Regions from separate parts of the Homo sapiens genome. Here all the other regions are linked to region 1. A link is a loop called in an ENCODE intact Hi-C map of the cell type or tissue named here. Cell type or tissue: B cell. All regions are shown on one strand. Each heading gives the region's core, and the rest is flanking DNA. Links, peaks and the distances in the headings are about the cores only.

Region 1 (4,894 bases), core at 1,241-3,740:
GCCTCAAAAGGATCCAACTCATTCCAAATAACTTACCTTGCTCCAATATAAAATTTAAAATCTGACAGTAATTAGAGGAATATAATACTGTAAAAATCACATTTTCTAGCACTTAATTAAAATGCCATGCATATACATATATGTGTATGTATACATATATATATGTATATATATTCTCAGCACAATGCTTACCACATAGTAGACATTTTACAAACATTTATTCATTCAGACCTAAGGGAGACCTTAGTACATACACTATAATGATCACAATATCTATCAGAAGGATGCTTAATTTTCATCCTGATCATCAGCAAAAGTATACTGTGTGTATTTCAGTGCCTATCTTCCCTCCTTAGAATCTAAGCTCTCCACTGCAGGGATTTTTGTCTGCCTTGTTTACTGATTGACTTCCCATACTTACAAGAATACCTAGCACATAGGAGGTGCTCAGTAAATATTTGTTGAATGAATGAATATAGTTTGCAGCCAGAATCTCTTCCCAAAGACGTACCTTCCTCTTCTTCTCCCAGCTGAGTAGTCTGGATCTCAGAGTATACCAAATCTCCCTTTTTGGGGTGTACTGGAAAGAAAAGACATTTTCAAGGCTGTTCCTGTTAGTATTAAAGTGCTACAGATGCCTCTTCCTAAGCATCATCTCCACTCTTCTTGGACACATAATGGAACAATTATCTGGGAATATCTGGATTTGGGACACTTTAGGGAGTCCAGGGGCATTTCCCAGGGCTGAAAGCGCATTATCTTTCCATGGCTGAGGCCAGGAACAGCTTCCTAGAAGGGAATCCTCACCATCAACATACAACGACTGAAGCTCCACCTGGGCAGGGCAGATGGAATGGGAGGACTCTCCTGGGCCTGGAGCGGGAGGGAGCCTGTGAGACACAGAAACACATAATAATCCCTGGAACACTGTAACATGCGGGAGAGTGAGATACCCAGGGAGAGCGGCAGAGGAGAAAGAGGATTTGGAGAAAGTCAGCAGCCAGTAGGGAACTGGAAAGCCTGAATGGTTTAATCAGAGTTTCAATAGGTCTATATAGAGTGAGACTGTTCTTTTTAAAAAAACCCTGGAGCTGTGGTATGGACAGGCTGCCTGGAAACAAGGTTAGGGAGTCTCTGACATCATCGTAACAATCATCGTCTCATAGTCAGAATGATTACTCTTGTTTGGTTAAAAAATACTGGCTTTCCAGCCTGGGCAACATAGTGAGACCTTGTCTCTACACAGAATAAAATAAAGTTGGCCAGGCATGGTGACATGCACCTGTAGTCCTAGATACTTGGGAGGCTGAGGTGGGAGGATTGCTTAAGCCTGGCAGGTCAAGACTGCAGGAAACTGAGATGATGCCATTGCACTCCAGCCTGGGTGACAGAGCCAGATCCTGTCTCAAATATATACATAATGGCTTCTTCATCATCAGGAAGTAGTGATTAAATGTCTTTACTTTACTGTTGGCCTGGTGCAGTGGCTCACACCTGTAATCCCAGCACTTTGGGAGGCCGAGGCGGGCAGATCACTTGAAGCCAGGAGTTTGAGACCAGCCCAGCCAACATTGTGAAACCTGGTCTCTACTAAAAATACAAAAATTAGCTAGATGTGGTGGCTCATGCCTGTAATCCCAGCTACTTTGGAAGCTGAGGCACAAGACTCACTTGAACCTGGGAGGCGGAGGTTGCCATGAGCTAAGATCGTGCCACTGCACTCCAGCCTGGGTGACAATACATACATACATACATACATACATACATACATACATACATACATACATAAAATGTCTTTACATTGTAATGTCTGTACAATCCAAGAAGGAATTAGACATAATCCACACTCTTATTCCTTACCTAAGACTGAGACACTGACATAGAAGGAGGAAGATGACAGTATTTTCCAAATGGAAGTTAAGCACATAACGTTTAATGAGTATATATGCGTGTATGGTGCAAAAAGAAGATTATTAGAAACATAGAGTTCTCTGGAAAACCTAGAACATTTGTAGAAAATCTAGACTCTAGTCATTGTATGCATAATTATAGTAACACATTGTCTAACTTAATTATAGTACAAGAAATATTCTGTACTTTATAACCTTTGGTATTATCCATTTAGATGAGTAGGTTAAGATCAAATAAGAAATCTATTATTTTGCATGTATTGCAAACTATTAGCTGACAAGCAAAGTTCTAGGAAGCTTCATTTTTGACAAATTCATGGAGTGTGAAAATGGAAGTATCTAGCCACAGGGCCAAAGAGGTATAACTTGACCTAATTTCATAACCCCACAGTTTTGCATATTGTGTACTCGGGAAACTAAAAAGGAATGGCAGAAACTGAGGTCTCACCTGGTTTCGTCTCCCAAGAAACCAACTCCTGCAAAATAAAGCAAAGACGCATTTTTGTCAGCAGAGGGAGCTCTTTCTCAATGACTTCATGTAACAGGAGCTATCTAAGAGAGGTAATCAAGACAGTCAATTCAAACACCTGCCCAGTCCTGGGTTTTCATGAAAATGAGGTGAAAAAAAGATTGTACAAAGCATATAACTTTTTGAGGCCAGGACTGCACACTCCTGAGTTAAGTATGTAATTGTCTGAGAATTTATTAAGACTCAAGTCTGTGTTGAAATCCCTCAGGAAACATTACATATAACAAAAGTGTCACTTGGAGAGTAGTGAGCTGTGGGTGAACTTCGAGGAACATCTGTGGCCATGCCCAGAGGAGCACTGGGCTCTGACTCAGCCCCACTAAGGAGAATTGGTCAGAGGTCCAAAGCTCCCTACCTCCAGTTCAATGCAGGACACACAGAAGGTGCTGTCAGGAATCTGGAAAGTTGAATTGAATTAAGAGACAGAGTTGAAGGATGTGGGTAATTATTCTAGAGCTGAAAAAGGTTCTGCTCCTGTCTTCTACACCAGGTTTCTTGGCATCTAAAGCCAGCCTGAGGTGGGCTGAGGCAAGAAGTCTTTGGAAGCACGCAGCAAACAGTGCCTGGGACAGACCATCTCCAAGAGGCAGGGGAGGCTGACCTGAGGAGAGAGGGGCCACTGGAGCACCAGATGGCAGGCTCAAGCCTGCTCAGAAAAGCCCCTGAAAAGCCAGACCCAGAAAAGCCCCTGAGGGGACAGAAGGATAAAATTAGCCAGCTCTTATTCTCAATCATTTCTGCAGAGCCTTTAGTTCATTCTGAATCTCCATTTATGGTGGATTTAGGATAGGCTGAAGTATCTAACTGGCCAGTCTATATGAACCAAAGAAACTGCCTAAGTAAACTGTTCAGATAAAGTTTTTGGAACTTTACATTAAAAATTTCACTCTTCCTCCCCTTCACTGAGACTTAGCCAATCAGACTAGATATGAGCAGCTCTCATTCATGGCTTCTGTTTGCAAAACTGCCCCTTAAGGAAGGGACGGACGTGAGTGTGTGTGAACGCTGGGAGTGGAGACTTGGGAGTGGAGACTTGGGAGTGGTGGCCTGGTGGCCACTAAGGCTGTCTGCATGCTGAGTTCAGGGGAAGGAACAGGGCAGGAACTGTGGCAAAGAAAAGAGCACAAACCTGACTTCCTCCGACGCCAGCAGTGAAACAGCAGGGCCACAGCCAGGAGAAGAGCACTGAGCAGCCCTCCAGTGGCTCCCGCGGCGACAAGGCCATCTCTGTTGCCTGGGGTCTCTAAGGGGAAAGGACCTGTGTGAATCTCAGTGGAGAGGTTCAGGGTTTGGGATTGCCTTTTCCTCAGCTTGGTTGGGTAACGAGCCCTGGAAGAGAGAAAAATCTAAAGGACTAGGTCTCATAAAGACATCTTGGGCCAGGTTTTGGCCAGAAAAGCTCACATTGGGTGGGCCAGGGCCTGAGTGCAAGAGGAAACAGCAGCTCCCTCTACCTTCAGTGAATCATTTTAGAAACTAACAATTTAGGGGAAATCCTAATGTTGTATTCTGGTAAGCTGGCTTCCTGCAAATTGCCCCCAGACACCTGGAGAGATACTGTGGGATCATGGCTTGGCAGCACCTAACTTAGGAACAGCAAACTGCCTGAGAGAGAATGAAAATTGCACCACTGATTATGGCACCAGTTGAACCAACAGTAACTCTGAGATTGCTCCGCATTGGGACACCACGATGAAATGGCATCAGCCTCCTTCCTCATAGAAGCCTGTGCCTGTGTGCTCTGAAGGGCAGGAGAGAAAAAAACGGATGGAAAAGTACACATAATCAATAAATTGTTAGGGGCTTTTGATATTTCCATGGGGTCCGTTCTCCTATCCTTTCATCCACGGAAAAGGAGGTTTCATTCAATTTACTTATTTATACAACAAATATTTACTGAGGCTGCCCTGTGCTGGGCATTGACCTAACCCTTGAAGACCCAAGAGTGAACAAGACGTTAAAGTCCCGGCTCTTGAGTTTATAACCCAGGGAGGGGAGACAAGCCATAAACAAATAAATAAATTTATACCGTGCCCTGTAGTGATGCGCTAAAGAGCAAAAAGCATGACAGAGGGACAGAGAGTGGAGAGTGGGGCGTGGTACTTTCCCATATGTATTCTTGGTCCCCAGGTAAACCAAATTCAGACCTCAGACACAGGTACCACAGAATTGACAGAGAACATGCAGGTAGTAGAACAACAGCAACACTGATCATGATTTCCGTTTATTTTCATCTATGATTTTGGGCACAGAGGAGCCATTGGCTAGGAGTGGCTGGTGACATTTCTGATATTATCCTTCCCTCCTCAACAATATCAACAAACCTGCCCTTTGACCTATGAGTGGTTCCACTAATAAACAGTATTCAGTGGACAGCCAGCCCAGCTTCCCAGCCACAACAGCTGAAAGAGTACGGTGGAGAGCAGGACAGAAATCTAAGGACAGAGAGGCTTGG
Region 2 (4,894 bases), core at 1,442-3,941, 120 kb after region 1:
ATTCCTCAATGATCTAAGTATCTTTAGGGAAGGGAGCGGTTAGGGCTTATTTTTTATTTCTCTGAGGACAGCATGCTCATCAACAAAAGGAAGGTTCAGTGGGATATGGATAGCTTCGAGATTCAGTGTGTCATTTCAGACTAATTCAAAATATGAATAAACCTCAAATATACTTCATGCTCAAAGGTGACGATGTTGTTGATGACTCTGAAGTATTGTTTCCTGTGGTTGGAAAGATATGCTCAGAAAAGAGTATTTTGAATTTAATTGCTCATCTGTAGCCAAAAATGTTACATTTTTCTACGTCTCTCTCTGAAGACAGGAACTATGTCATATTCACATTATTCTAGCACCTAGCACAGTGCCTAACACTCAGTAGAGGATTGCCAGATAAAATGCAAGGGTCTCATTTAAATTTGTATTTCAAATAAAAAACAAATAATTTTTACTATAATTATGTTCCATACAATACTTGGGATATGTATGAGTTCGTTTTCATGCTGCTGATAAAGACGTAACAAGACTGGGCAATTTACAAAATAAAGAGGTTTATTGGACTTACAGTTCCACATGGCTGGGGAGGCCTCACAATCATGGCAGAAGGCAAGGAGGAGCAAGTCACATCTTACATGAATGGCAGCAGGCAAAGAGAGAATGAGAGCCAAGCGAAATGGGTTTCCCCTTATCAAACCATCAGATCTCGTGAGATTTACTCACTACCAGAAGAACAGTATGGAGAAAACTGTCCCCAGGATTCAATTATTTCTCACTGGGTCCCTCCCACAACACATGGGAGTTATGGGAGTACAGTTCAAGATGAGATTTGGGTGGAGACATGGAGCCATATCAGGATATAATTGCATTTAAAAAGTAGTCACTGTTTATCTGAAATACAAATGTAACTAGGAGTCCCATATTTTTATTTGCTAAATACGCCAAATCTAATTGAACAGAATAACTTTTCATTTGCCTGAATATATTAATGAATGGTTGTGTTGGGGGGACATCTATTTTCTTCCATGTGCATGCAACTCCTACTCCTGTTCCTCCTTCTGCTCCTTAACTCACTCCATCCTGGAAGAAGTGACGTGCCTTATGTGATCAGTAAATTTGGGAAGAATAATTGAGTCATGATAAACTTATTATTATTATTACTATAATTTTTTGAGAAAGAGTCTCACTTTGTTGCCCAGGCTGGAGTGCAGTGGCACAATCTCGGCTCACTGCAAACTCTGCATCCTGGATTCAAGCGATTCTGGTGCCTCAGCCTCCCGAGTAGCTGGGACTATAGGCACGTGCCACCACGCCCAGCTAATTTTTGTATTCTTAGTAGATACTGGGTTTCACCATGCTGGCCAGGATGGTCTCGATCTCCTGACCTCATGATCCACCCACTCGGCCTCCCAAAGTGCAGGGATTACAGGCATGAGCCACCGCACCTGGCCCCATGCTAAACTTAACTCCATGCTCTTCCCCCTGGATGCAACTCTACTGGCAGAAGGGTTTATGAACAAGTATACGCCTTCCCCTGTGTGGAGATTTAAGTGGGGAGGGAGTGAGGGAGTCTAAAGTTCCAGAGCAAATTTTCAGAGACACAAACAATTGGGGCATGGGTTTAGATGTAAAAGAACTAAAAACAAAAGAACAAATGTATGAGAGCTATATATTTACAAGGAGAGGCTTTTGGTGGGAAGAGATCCTGTCATTCTCAGCCTTGGGATTTGTTTAGTAAGAGAGACGGGCATTTTCCAGATTGTAGAGGCCTATTCTGAGCCACCTTTTATACTTAACTACTGAGCCTGGGCAAGATGCTTGCAGTCTTAGGGCATATGGTTTTGTGACACGACTTGTGGTGGCTTTGTTCATAGGTCAGTGGTTGTTTCTATAGAGGCAGGACTGTACCCATGAATGTCAATAAGCAAAAGGCACAAGAAACTTGTGAGGGCCTTCAAGATTGCTGCGAAGCCCTTGTAAGCAGGGACAGACAAGGCAAGGGCTTACGTATGGGCAGTAAGTGCTTGGAAGGACACAAGTGCTGCCTGGCAACAGAACTTTGGGGGCTGCAAGATGGTTCAACAGAGGCCCACAGTAGGCACAGTCACATTTTCTAGGTAGTCATAGCTGAAGCAGATAGTCTTTTGTTTTGTTTTTTTTGGGGGGAGGGAGGGGCAAAAATAGAAATCTCTAAAGCATTTTTAGGCACTGGTGACTGGAATAATATTTTTGGCTCCAAGATTCCTTGTATGCTACAAAACACCAATGAGAATCTAGTTTTAAATTGCTAGAATGAAGCCTAGAAAAGCTTCCCATGTCTCAGTCACCCCAAATCTCACCCTGCTTTCAGGTCCAAGCAGCAAACTGGATGGATTACTCTTGAATTCATGTGGCATTCTCTTGGCTCAAGGGTGGAAAACATTTAAACAATTACTGACATGATTACATAGTTATTGTAGGTGGCTTAATTTTTTAATTCTTTCATATACAGATGGGGCTGTGCTCCCCAGACTGGTCCTGAACTCCTAGACTCAAACAATCCACCCACCTCTGCCTCCCAAAGTGCTGGGGCTCCAGGTGTGAGGAAACACACCTGGTCAGTTATATTTTCTAACTGAACTAAATGTAAGTACAAGGTGAAAATATTCCCTAGGAGACAGTCTTCTTAGGCCAGTACAATTCCATATCAAGCAGAGGTTGGTCTGCTCACTTGAGAGAGTAGATGCTGTGTCACATAAGAGGTCCCTCACTGAATTCAGAGCTGAGGTGTCAGGAGCACTTCACTCAAAGAGGAAGTGAAAATCAAGATGCTTTGAATAGATTCAATGGAAAAGAAAGACACAAAATGTTATTTTAACATAGGTTCCTTCAATGTCTAGTTTATTGAGAGGTTTTAACATGAAGAGATGTTGAATTTTATTGAAGGCCTTTTCTGCATTTGAGATAATCATGTGGCTTTTGTCTTTAGTTCTGTTTATGGGATGAATCACATTTATTGATTTGCATATGTTGAACCTTGCATCCTAGGGCATAAGAAACCCACAGCCAATATCATACTGAATGAGCAAAAGCTGGAAGCATTCCCCTTGAAAACCGGCCCAAGACAAGGATACCCTCTCTTACCACTCCTATTCAACATAGGATTGGAAGTTCTGGCCAGGGCAATCAGGCAAGAGAAAGAAATAAAGGTATTCAAACAGGAAGAGAGTAAGTCACACTATGTTTGTTAGCAGATAACGTGGTCCTATATCTAGATAACCCCATCATCTCAGCTCAAAAGCTTCTTAAGCTGATAAGCAACTTCAGCAAAGTCTCACGGTACATAATCAAAGTGCAAAAATCATGAGAATTTCTATACACCAACAGTAGACAAGCAGAGAGCCAAATCATAAATGAATTCCTACTCACAATTGCCACAAAAAGAATAAAATACCTAGGAATACAGCTAACAAGGGAAGTGAAGGACCTCTTCAAGGAGAGCTACAAACCACTACTCAAGGATAGCAGAGATGACACAAAGAAATGGAAAAACATTCCATCCTCATGGATAGGAAGAACTGATATCATGAAAAAACAATTTATAGATTCAATGCTATGCCCATTAAATTACCATTGACATTCTTCACAGAATTAGAAAAAAAAATTTTTTTAATGTGTGTGGAACAAAAAAGAGTCCAAATAGACAGGACAATCCTAAACAAAAAGAACAGACCTGGAGATATCACACTACCTGACTTCAAATTATACTACAAGACAACAGTGACAAAAAAGCAAGGTATTGGTATAAGAACAGATACATAGACCAATGGAACAGAGTACAGAGCCCAGAAATAAGACCACACACCTAAAACCATCTGATCTTTGACAAACCTGACCAAAACAAGCAATGGGGAAAGGATTCGCTATTTAATAAATGATGCTGGGAGAACTGGCTAGCCATATGCAGAAAATTGAAACTGGACCCCTCCTTTCACCATATACAAAAATTAATTCAAGATGGATTAAGAACTTAAATGTAAAACCCAAATCTATAAAAACCCTAGAAGAAAATCTAAGCAATACCCTTCAGGACATAGGCGCAGGCAAAGATTTCATGACAAAGACACCAAAAGCAATTGCAGCAAAAGCAAAAATTGACAAGTGAGATCTAATGAAACTAATGAGCTTCTGCTCAGCAAAAGAAGCTATCATCAGAATGACCAGACAACCTACAGAATGGGAGAAAATATTTGCAATTTAACCATCTGACAAAGGTCTAACATCCAACATCTACAAGGTACTTAAACAAATTTACAAGGGAAAAAAATAAAAAACAACCTCATTAAAAAGTGGGTAAAGGACATGGACAGACACTTGTCAAAAGAAGATATATATGTGACCAACAAACACATGAAAAAAAGCTCAACACTACTGATCATTAGAGCAATGCAAATCAAAGCTACAATGAGATACCATCTCACACCAGTCAGAATGGCTACTATCAAAAAGTCAAAAAACAACAGATACTGGCAAGGTTGTGGAGAAAAAGGAAAGCTTATACCCTGCTGGTGAGAGTATATATTAGTTCAATCATTGTGGAAGACAGTGTTGTGATTCCTCCAAGACCTAGAGGCAGAAATACCATTTGATCCAGCAATCCCATTACTGGGTATATACCCAAGGGAACATAAATCATTTGATTATAAAGATACTTGCATGCATATGTTCATTGCAGCACTATTCACAATAGCAAAGACATAGAATCAATCTAAATGCCCATCAATGATAGACTGGATAAAGAAAATGTGGTACATATACACCATGGAATACTATGCAGCCATAAAAAGGAACAAGATTATGTCCTTTCCAGGGACATAGATAGAGTTGGAAGCCATTATTCTCAACAAACTAATGCAAGAAC
Region 3 (4,808 bases), core at 2,297-4,796, 280 kb after region 1:
GCACGTGAAAAGTTACTTAACCTCGTTCGTCAACAGGGAAACGTACACTAAAGTTACAATGCAGTATATATCATATCCATCAGAATGTCTCTAATTGAAAAGATTGACAACACTAAATGTTGATGAAGACATACAGCAACTGGAACTTTCATACATTGCTAGTGATGGTATCAAATGGAACAGTAACTTTGAAGGACTGTTCAATATTTCCAAAATTAAACATACACCTACCCTGTGACCCAGCAATTCCCTTCCTAAAGTTTATTCCAGATAAATAAAAATTTATGTCCTAAAAAGACTTGTACAAAAATGCATATAATGATCTTACTCATCATAGCCAAAAACTAGAAATGACCTAAACGTTCGTTAACAGGAGGATAAATAAATTTCAATATATTCATATAGTGGTGAAATATTTAACAATTTTAAAAGGTAAACTACTGTTACATACAACAACATGAATGATTTTCACAAACATTATATCAAATGAAACAAAGCAGAACAAAAAAGAATACACTGTATGATTCCATTTATATGATGTCTAACATCAAGCAAAACTAACTGATAGTAGTAAAAATCAGAAAAAAGTTGCTCCAGGGTGAGAAATGTGTACTGAACAGAAGGAGGGATAAGAGAATTTCTTGGTGTGATGTATGTTCTATATTGGAGGGTAGATAGATAAATGGGTAGATACGGTTGGTCAAAATATAGATATAGGCATAGATAGATGTGGATGTATATATGAAATAGTGGATTGATTCCACAAATAATTATTGATCAGCTACTATGTACAAGGTACTGCTGTGGACACTGGGGATCCATTAGTGATTAACACAGACAAAAACTCTTCTTTCTCAATGGGGTTCACATTCCAGTCAGCATGTAATTAAATTAATTAGCTGCATTATTATTTGAAATAGGTAACAATTGGAAACAATCTTTATGTCCATCAAGAGGAAAGTTTAAATAACTTATGTTACATCCTTGTGATGGGATATTATTCAGCTATAAAAGTGAATAAATTTTTTATATACTGGTGAGAATAATCTTTAAGACTTCTTGTTTACTGAAGATAGCAAGATACAGTAAAATGTGTATAGTGTGCAGCCATTTGTACAAAAATGAGAAGCAAACATATATGTACTTAGCTATCTGTTTATGTATAAAATTTCTCTGAAGTATTACTTAAGCAATTGATAAGATAGGTTGCTTCCAAAAGATAAAAACTACAGGATAGGAGTGCATGATCTTTTATACATTTTAAGTTTGGAGCCATGTAAATATATAACCTATAAGCAAATAAATAAAACAAAAATTGTTTAAAATATTTTACAATTGGAGAAAGCAAACACGTATTTCTTTTTTTATTAAACTTTAAGTTCTAGGGTACATGTGCACAACGTGCAGGTTTATTACATATGTATACATGTGTCACGTTGGTATGCTGCACTCATTAACTCATCATTTACATTAGGTATATCTCCTAATGCTATCCCTCCCCCCTCCCCCACCCCATGACAGGCCCCGGTGTGTGATGTTCCCCACCCTGTGTCCAAGGGTTCTCATTGTTCACTTCCCACCTGTGAGTGAGAACATGCGGTGTTTGGTTTTCTGTCCTTGCGATAGTTTGCTCAGAATGATGTTTTCTAGCTTCATCCATGTCCCTACAAAGGACATGAACTCATCTTTTTATGGCTGCATAGTATTCCATGGTGTGTATGTGCCACATTTTCTTAATCCAGTCTAACACTGATGGACATTTGGGTTGGTTTCAAGTCTTTGCTATTGTGAATAGTGCTGCAATAAACACACGTGTGCATGTGTCTTTATAGCAGCATGATTTATAATCCTTTGGGTATATACCCAGTAATGGGATGGCTGGGTCAGATGGTATTTCTAGTTGTAGATTCTTGAGAATCGCCACACTGTCTTTCACAATGGTTGAACTGGTTTACAGTCCCGCCAACTGGCAAACACACATATTTCTAAAGCAACTTTAAATCCTCCATAGCCGGGGTTGACTAGGTACTGAGCGTGCCAGGCTCTGCAGAGTGGAGACTTAAATCCAAGGTCATGGCAAAACATCTGAAATTCACCGCCAGGACTGAGATGGTACAGGAAGGAAACGTGGAAGGTGCATACAGGACCCTAAACAGAATCCTCACTGTGGATGGGCTCCTTGAGGACATTAAATGTCCATGGTATAATGAAAAGCCATGCCGCCAGCGACAGAGGAAAAGCTATAAAAGGTGCTGGCAGATCTATAACATGGAAATGGCTCGCAAGATCAACTTCTTGATGCAAAAGAACTGGGTAGATCCGTGGCAGGGCTGCTGAGGCCTGTGGATGGGACACCCAGTATGAAACCCTCATCCAAATTTGTCTCCATCTCTTTTCTTTCTACAATCCCATTTCCTATTACCGTTCTCTACAATAAACTCAATCACATGTTTGCAAGAAGGACTCCACATATAGAAACAATCCCATTAGTCAGCAGTGGACCCTCTCTTATTAAGTGAAAGAAGAAACTGAGTCTGAAAGTAGTCTAGGAGTAGAATGGTGTTTGCTGGGGCTGGAGGAGGGGGCAATGAGGAGTTATTGTTTAATGGGCACAGAGTTTCAGTTTGGGAAGATGAAAAAGTTCAGAAGATGATGGCTGGGCATGGTGGCTCATGCCTGTAATCTCAGCACTTTGGGAGACTAAGGCGGGCGGACCACTTGAGGCCAGGAGTTCGAGAGACCAGCCTGGCCAACATGGTGAAACCTCGTCTCTACTAAAAATACAAAAAAAAAAAAAAATTAGCCAGGCATGGTGGCAGGCGCCTGTAGTCCCAGCCACTTCGGAGGCTGAAGCAGGAGAATCACTTGAACCCGGGAGGCAGAGGTTGCAGTGAGCCAAGGCCACGCCACTGCACTCTAGCTCAGGTGACAGAGTGAGACTCCATCAAAAACAAAAACAAAAACAGGAGATGGATGATGGATGGTGATCATGGTTGCACAAAAAGGTGAATGTGCTTAATGCCACTGAACTGTATACTTAAATGGTTAAGATGGTAAATTTTGTTTTACTACAATGAAAAATTTGTTGAAAGTAAAAAAAAAAAAAAATCCTCCATAGCTGATAGGATGGTGTAAATTCATTTCTGAAAAGTTGGCTCTGCCTCTCATAATAAGTTCAAGGATCCATTATAGTAGAATGCCCTCTGCTGTTACAGATAAAACTTATTTTTTTCTTTGAAAGATAAAGCTCAGCTGCTGACCCACCCAGGTGAGGGCTTCTGCTGGTTATTACTTTGCCCCTGTTCCTAGGTGATCCATATAGGGTCATCCTGGTTGTACGCTGCACAATTCCAGCAGAGTCAGTCAGTCCCATTGAGCACAATGTGAATGGTACCTACCCCAACTTCCCTAGGAGGTGTACATGGCACAAACTGCACAGCAGAATATGGTGTTCTGAGGCTACCCCTATTGTGAATGAGGACAAAGAAGAACGTGAGTCATGCCTAGTCACTACCTAAGTCTTCCGTGTGCACTTCCTCCTGCTTGAGTCCCAATCTTTTGCAAGGCCTGGAGTCCTAGCTCTACCACCTGGACATGATTGTTTTCCAGTATTACAGTCTTCTTGGGATCAGCCTGCTTCCACAGGACTGTCAAACTATCCGGGGTCTTGCTATAGATAGGATTTCAGGAATGTTTCTTCTGGGGAGTAGTCTGAATGGGTCATGGCCAATGACTCAGGTAAGGGGGCAGTGTTTCATGAATTCATTCAGCATTAATTCAGCACCTGTTAGGTGCCTTCGACTATGCTAAGATGTAGCAATTATATGGAGAATGTGATGAGATACGGCACTGGAGAAAGTTCCCACTGTAATCAGACAGGGACTTTAATAGAGTAGATAGACCAGATAAAGGGTAGAAATTTATGCCAAGCTTTGCTTAGGTACACTGAAACTGAAGAGCTGGTGGGACATCCCTTCAGATGCTGATTTTGTATAGAGTTTTAAGAGTTTCTTGGCTAAGAAGTTAACCTGTGCCCACTGCTGGGATTCAGCTAACTGGCATTTCCAGCGGAGTGATGAGACAGAAGTCTATTTACACACTTTATTCCTCTTTATGATCTAAATACATGTTGTTCTCTCTGTTGTTTCATTCTTCTTCATTTTACCTTCACAGAACTAATTAGTCCATGTAAAAAAGGAAGACAAAAAATCACTAAGGATGTAGAAAATGAACAGTACTATCAATTAACTTTACTTAATATTTATATAACACTACATTCAGCAAATGTAGAATGTATATTTCAAGTGGATACAGAATATATTCAAGACACATTCATTTTATGGTCCGTTAATTAAGTATCAAAGGATTTTAACCAAATTTCCTGCAAAGGAGATTTGTAGGAAACCTCCGCCTCCCAGGTTCAAGCAATTCTCCCTGCCTCTCAGGCTACCAAGTAGCTGGGATTACAGGTGCCTGCCACAACACCTGGCTAATTTTGTATTTATGTATTTATTTAGACAGAGTCTCGCTCTGTCGCCCAGGCTGGAGTGCAGTGGCGCGATCTCGGCTCACTACAAGCTCCGCCTTCCGGGTTCACGCCATTCTCCTGCCTCAGCCTCCCAAGTAGCTGGGACTACAGGCGCCCACAACCACGCCCGGCTAATTTTTTGTTTTTTGTTTGTTTGTTTGTTTGTTTGTTTTTGAGACGGAGTCTTGCTCTCTCTCCCAGTCTGGAGTGCAGTGGCATGATCTCTGCTCACTGCAAGCTCCGCCTCCCGGGTTCACGCCATTCTCCTGCCTCAGCCTCC
Region 4 (4,894 bases), core at 1,423-3,922, 110 kb after region 1:
GCAGAACAAAATTGATACCAGGTGAAAATATGGCTATATAAAAAGGAATGAAAAATTCTGGAAGTGGTAACTGAGTAAGTATTCCTTTGAGACCAAATCATAAAAAGACATTTCTAGAAATGAAAGCTAACAACAAATTTTCCTCATAAACATGGACGTAAACATCCTTTGCAAAATTTTAGCAAATCAAATCAACAGTCATGACCAAGTTGGGTTGACCCCAGAAATATAAGGCTACTTCGACATTCAAAATTCACCTTATCAATAGACTAAAAAAAATCTCATTACTATCTCAATAAATGTAGAAAAATCATTTTACAAAAATTTATTTGTGTAAAATCTCTCAGCAAATTAGGAATAGGAGGGACTTCCTCCACCAGATAAACAGCATTGAAAAAAACCCATGGCTAAAGTAATCTGTAATGGGGAGAGATTGAATACTTTCCCCCTAAGATCTGGAATGTGATAAGAATATTTTCTCTCACCACTTGCACTCAGCATTGTACAGGAGGTTCTAACCAGTGCAATTAAGCAAGAACAAGAAGTAAAAGAAATTAATATTGGAAAGGAAAGAGTTAAACTATCTTTCTTTGCAGACAACATGATCATCTATATAGAACATCTGATGAAATCTGCAAAAGAGATACTGAACTAATAAGTCAGTCTAGCAAGATTTCAGGATATAAAATTAATATTAAAATTAGTTGTGTTTCTATACACTAGCAACAATCGGAAATTGAATTTTTAATCTCATTTTTGGCATTCTTTATTTATTTTATCCAATTTCACTACATTTAGCTGGCATTCAAATATATCTCGGAGTTTATGGTCACCTCTATGATGATTTATTTATTTTTTGTTACAAATGAAGGACTTTCTTAGGGAGATAGAACATGAGTTAATTAATTTTCTAATTTTTAATTGGAAGCAAAACTCTGCTACCTAATATAAATCTCAAATTAAACACATGAGGTAAAAATTTTATTGAGAAGTTTATTCTATTGTTTTTGCTACAATTGCCTACAGAGTGACAGTGAGTAGTGGAACTGAGGGCCTAGTACTTGGAAGGGAATACTTGACCTTTATAGGGTGCACCAGACAACTTCAAATTATTATAGCAACGGCAAAATCACATCACAAGGTAGGACCTAGACACCCACCTGGTTTCCTTCGGGCCCTGGCGTAATGCAGCAGAGCAGCAGCAGCAGCAAGGACGAGGATGCTGAGCACCAGCCCCGTGATTCCCGCAGCGGTAAGGCCTGTTCTGTTCCTGGAAGTTCCTGAGTGGAGGGAGCTGTACTTGAGTTTCAGTGGCACAGGTTTTGGATACAGACAAAATCATGCAAGTAGGGTGAGTGTGTTCCAGTTTCTGATTCCTCCTGTAGCATCATTTGTAATTTTCAAAACTATGGCATATGAAAGGTATTCTCCAGCATCTAAGATTAAAATGTATTTCCTTTCCCTCTCCCATATAAAATCAGTACCAATCTCCAGAAGTCCCAAGCCTTCGTGTGCATGTTCAAAACCTCCTTGGTGCTAGTAGAATTTGTACAATCTGTCAGATAACTATTTTATTTACCATAACTGTGACCTCTAGCCCAGGTACTATTAACACACCTGTAACATTGAGTGTCACCACTTTACTGTGCTGGGCCCCCAGGCCATTGTCAGCCTCACATGAGTAGTTTCCAGAATGTTCTGTAGTCAGAGAGAGGTTGAAGGATGCCCCTCCTCCAGAGTGGGCCGAGATGTTCCCCAAGGTGTCATCCTCGTGATAAAACCAGTACAGGATCGGGAAGGAGCCTCTCAGGGACTCACAGTGAAGCTCCAGCAGGTCCCCCACCACAGCCTGGGCCCCGGGAGCCCTGAGGGTGAGGACGGGGCGAGACACCGGAACTGAGGGAGGAAAAATAGTTCACTGGCAGTTTTACTTAAGTAGGTATACAAGAGAACTTAATAAAGGAATATGCAGCATAGTTGAGTTGCGGGAACATGCACCTGGATTCTGGAGAACCTGGGCTTCAATCCTGTCTCTATCCTTTATTAGCTCTATAAGCTTGATTTTTTAAGAACTTTTTAATTTCTCTAAGTCTTAGTTTATTCCTCTGTAAAACTGAGTTAATGATACATTATATCTCAAGCTATTGTAATAAAAATCATATTGCATGTAAAGTACTATAAAAATTGGTTATTATTATTGATAAAAATATAGCTAAAATCAAGGTTTCTAAAATTCCTACACCTGAATCTTAGCTCTAAGACTGAGACTTCCATACCTATCTAAAGGCAGGACCCATTACTCTCTACCTAATCACCTTGCTTTATTTTTCTACATAGCATTTAGCACTACCTGACATCTGTCTATGTATGTATGTATGTATGTATGTATGTATGTATGTATCTATCTATCATCATTGTTTTATATGATTCCCCAATAGGATGGAGAATTATCTGTTTGTTCGTTGCTGTATTTATAGCTGTTGGAACTTTGCCTGGCATATAAAATTTATGCTCAATAATTGATGATTGAATGGAAAACTGAAGTGAACCAAACTGTCAAAAAAAATCCAGATATAGCTCTAGCAACAATGATTTCTATTTTAATGAACAATTAAAGAAATGGCATAGTGGGAAGAATAGAAAGCCCTTAATATCGAATGTTAACTGTAAGATTGCTGGTTCTGCAAAGTTGTGAGGAAAACTGGATGAACCAATCTGTGTGTAGTGCTTTAGATATAAGCCGTGTGCTTTATTGGCAAGGGTAACTTGATAAGGATCTTAAGCTCTGCTTTCCATCGCAGATGGGCTAAAGGGAATGAGTGTGAATGTGGAAACTATTCACTGAATGGCAATGATTAAACTTGAAAATGAGCCATCTGCTGGCTGCAAGAAAGATAGCACCAGCTGCCTCATCAGGATAGAGGTGCCAAGTCCTGATATTGGAAGTGTAGAGTTCCTGCTAAATTGAAACAGATGGTTTGAATTTGTCCCTTCTGTATAGCCTCTAAATATGAAGTGACCTGGGCGGGATGCAGAGGGCCTCAGGGGTGAGTCTTTTGTATGGTGCTTTGTGATCTCACTGTGCCTTTCACTCATGTCTCTGGGTGTTCGTATTCTGGAAAGAGAGATTTCCAACCTCTTGCATCCCCTCCTCTAGGGCTCATGGGACCTCTGGTTCTGAATGCATATTCCCCTAAAATCAAAGAACTTGAAGACTGAAAAAGACCATGGTTATTGTCAACTTAAGTGGTCTCCAAGATGGGCTATAAGACACCAGATTGAAGTGTAAGAAGAAAATATGAGAACATTTAAGAGTATTTCTTTTTGAGCTTGAAATTTAAAAAGATATTCAGCTTTACTAATATTCATGGTGGTGCTCTTGCTCAGGTAGATGTCACACTGTGTATTGGGATAGGACAGCGTTTTTTATGAAGGCAGGGCCACCCAGGCACGGAGGGTGGGACAGCAGTGCCTTGGCTTGTTAGTTAACTCTCAGCATATGGAACATAATGCCCTTTTAATTGGCTACTTAAGTGTTTTTACAGATTATTTTAATTTAAATCATAAAATATATTTTTTATTTTTTAATTTAATTTCTGTATTCTTTTTTTGTTTTTTTGAGACAGGGTCTCACTCTGTTGCCCAGCCTGGAGTACAGTGGTGCAATCATGACTCACTGAAGCCTTGACCTCCTGGGCTCAAGTGATCCTGCTTCTTCAGCCTCCAGAGTAGCTGGGATTACCGGATCATGCCACCACGCCTTGCTATTCTTTTGTATTTTTAGTAAAGACAGGGTTTCCCCATGTTGCCCAGGCTGGTCTAAACTCTTGGGCTCAAGCAATCCTTCCTTGGCCTCCCAAAGTGCTGGGATTACAGGCATGAGCCACTGTGCCTGGCCAAATCATAAAAGATTTACAATGCTTTGTAATGAGATTGGGGAGTGACCTCAAACCTTTTTGTATCACATGAAAGTTCACTTATTTTGTGGCAAAGTTCTAAAAAGAGGAATTAAATGTAAAGATACGTTACGTGTTTTTCCATGAAGAAAGATTAGTATTTAATTTTTGTTGACTTTTTGGTGATCAGTGGCTACTGACAATGTTAATACTTAGCAAACACTTTAAAAAGTGACTTTTAACAGTATTTCATATTGCTAATGCTTTTCTAAACTTATGCTATGGAGATAATATTTTGGAAAATAGTTGTTTAAAAATATTTACATTTCTATGTCGTCTTATTACCAGAAAATGTAAGTATGTCAACTTTAAAAATTTATATCTGCACCTTTAAAAATCCATGGAAACAGAACATGGCAACCAAAGTTTAAACATGTTCGATAGAAATTCAACATGCAGTGGCTGGGCGTGGTGGCTCATGCCTGTAATTCTAGCACTTTGGGAGGCTGTCGCGGGTAGATTCCCTGAGCTCAGAAGTTCGAGACCAGCCTGGGCAACATGACGAAAACCCGTCTCTACTAAAAATACAAAATTTGCAGGGCGTGGTAGCCTGCCTCTGTAATCCTAGCTACTGGAGAGGCTGAGGCAGAAGAATCGCTTGAACCTGGGAGGTGGAGGTTGCAGTGAGCTGAGATAGTGCAACTGCACTCCAGCCAGGGCAACAGAGTAAGACTCCATCTCAAAAAAAAAAAAAAAAAAAAAGGAAATTCAACATGCAGCACTTCCTACTTACTTTACAAGAACAACTAATGAACATCAACAAAAACATAAACTTATTAACCAAATTTCAATGAAAACCCTTGCATAGTTAGACTATGGGATTGAAAAATGAGTATCATGGAATTGAAAGAGCAGCAGTGATGATCTGCTTCCACTTGGATGTAGATATATTGGTAAGATAAAGCTTTAAGCAGTAACAGACACTAAAACTAATAGGA

What was found. Hi-C counts contacts between places; a loop is a spot of excess contacts. Peaks named below come from ENCODE experiments on the same cell type or tissue, not always from the same donor. Only the 100,000 strongest peaks of a DNase experiment are listed, where the experiment ranks them.
Region 2: a loop joins it to region 1, with 3 times the contacts of the local background. A loop is called at or near these places in 25 of 110 quality-filtered maps.
Region 3: a loop joins it to region 1, with 12 times the contacts of the local background. A loop is called at or near these places in 6 of 110 quality-filtered maps.
Region 4: a loop joins it to region 1, with 14 times the contacts of the local background. A loop is called at or near these places in 26 of 110 quality-filtered maps.

What each region holds. Positions count from the first base shown.
Region 1 is chr1:157,577,963-157,582,856 of GRCh38, forward strand. It overlaps FCRL4 (Fc receptor like 4), which reads right to left. Exons shown (of 12, transcript NM_031282.3): 7 at 3,569-3,682; 8 at 2,359-2,386; 9 at 808-890; 10 at 512-580. Among named protein-coding and RNA genes, the nearest start is that of FCRL4, 18 kb to the right of the region's middle. In B cell, for the core only: CTCF peaks have their summits at 2,425 (motif pointing right) and 2,624; DNase peaks (open chromatin) are centred at 2,429 and 3,556.
Region 2 is chr1:157,702,323-157,707,216 of GRCh38, forward strand. No RefSeq gene overlaps it. Among named protein-coding and RNA genes, the nearest start is that of FCRL3, 4.0 kb to the left of the region's middle. In B cell, for the core only: no CTCF peak of the experiment used is centred there; a DNase peak (open chromatin) is centred at 2,759; H3K27ac peaks cover 2,010 bases.
Region 3 is chr1:157,859,124-157,863,931 of GRCh38, forward strand. It overlaps the pseudogene MRPS21P2. Among named protein-coding and RNA genes, the nearest start is that of CD5L, 20 kb to the left of the region's middle. In B cell, for the core only: no CTCF peak of the experiment used is centred there; a DNase peak (open chromatin) is centred at 3,236.
Region 4 is chr1:157,688,638-157,693,531 of GRCh38, forward strand. FCRL3 (Fc receptor like 3) reads right to left here. Exons shown (of 15, transcript NM_052939.4): 9 at 1,618-1,896; 10 at 1,161-1,280. Among named protein-coding and RNA genes, the nearest start is that of FCRL3-AS1, 4.3 kb to the right of the region's middle. In B cell, for the core only: CTCF peaks have their summits at 2,845 (motif pointing left) and 3,046; a DNase peak (open chromatin) is centred at 2,874; H3K27ac peaks cover 1,727 bases.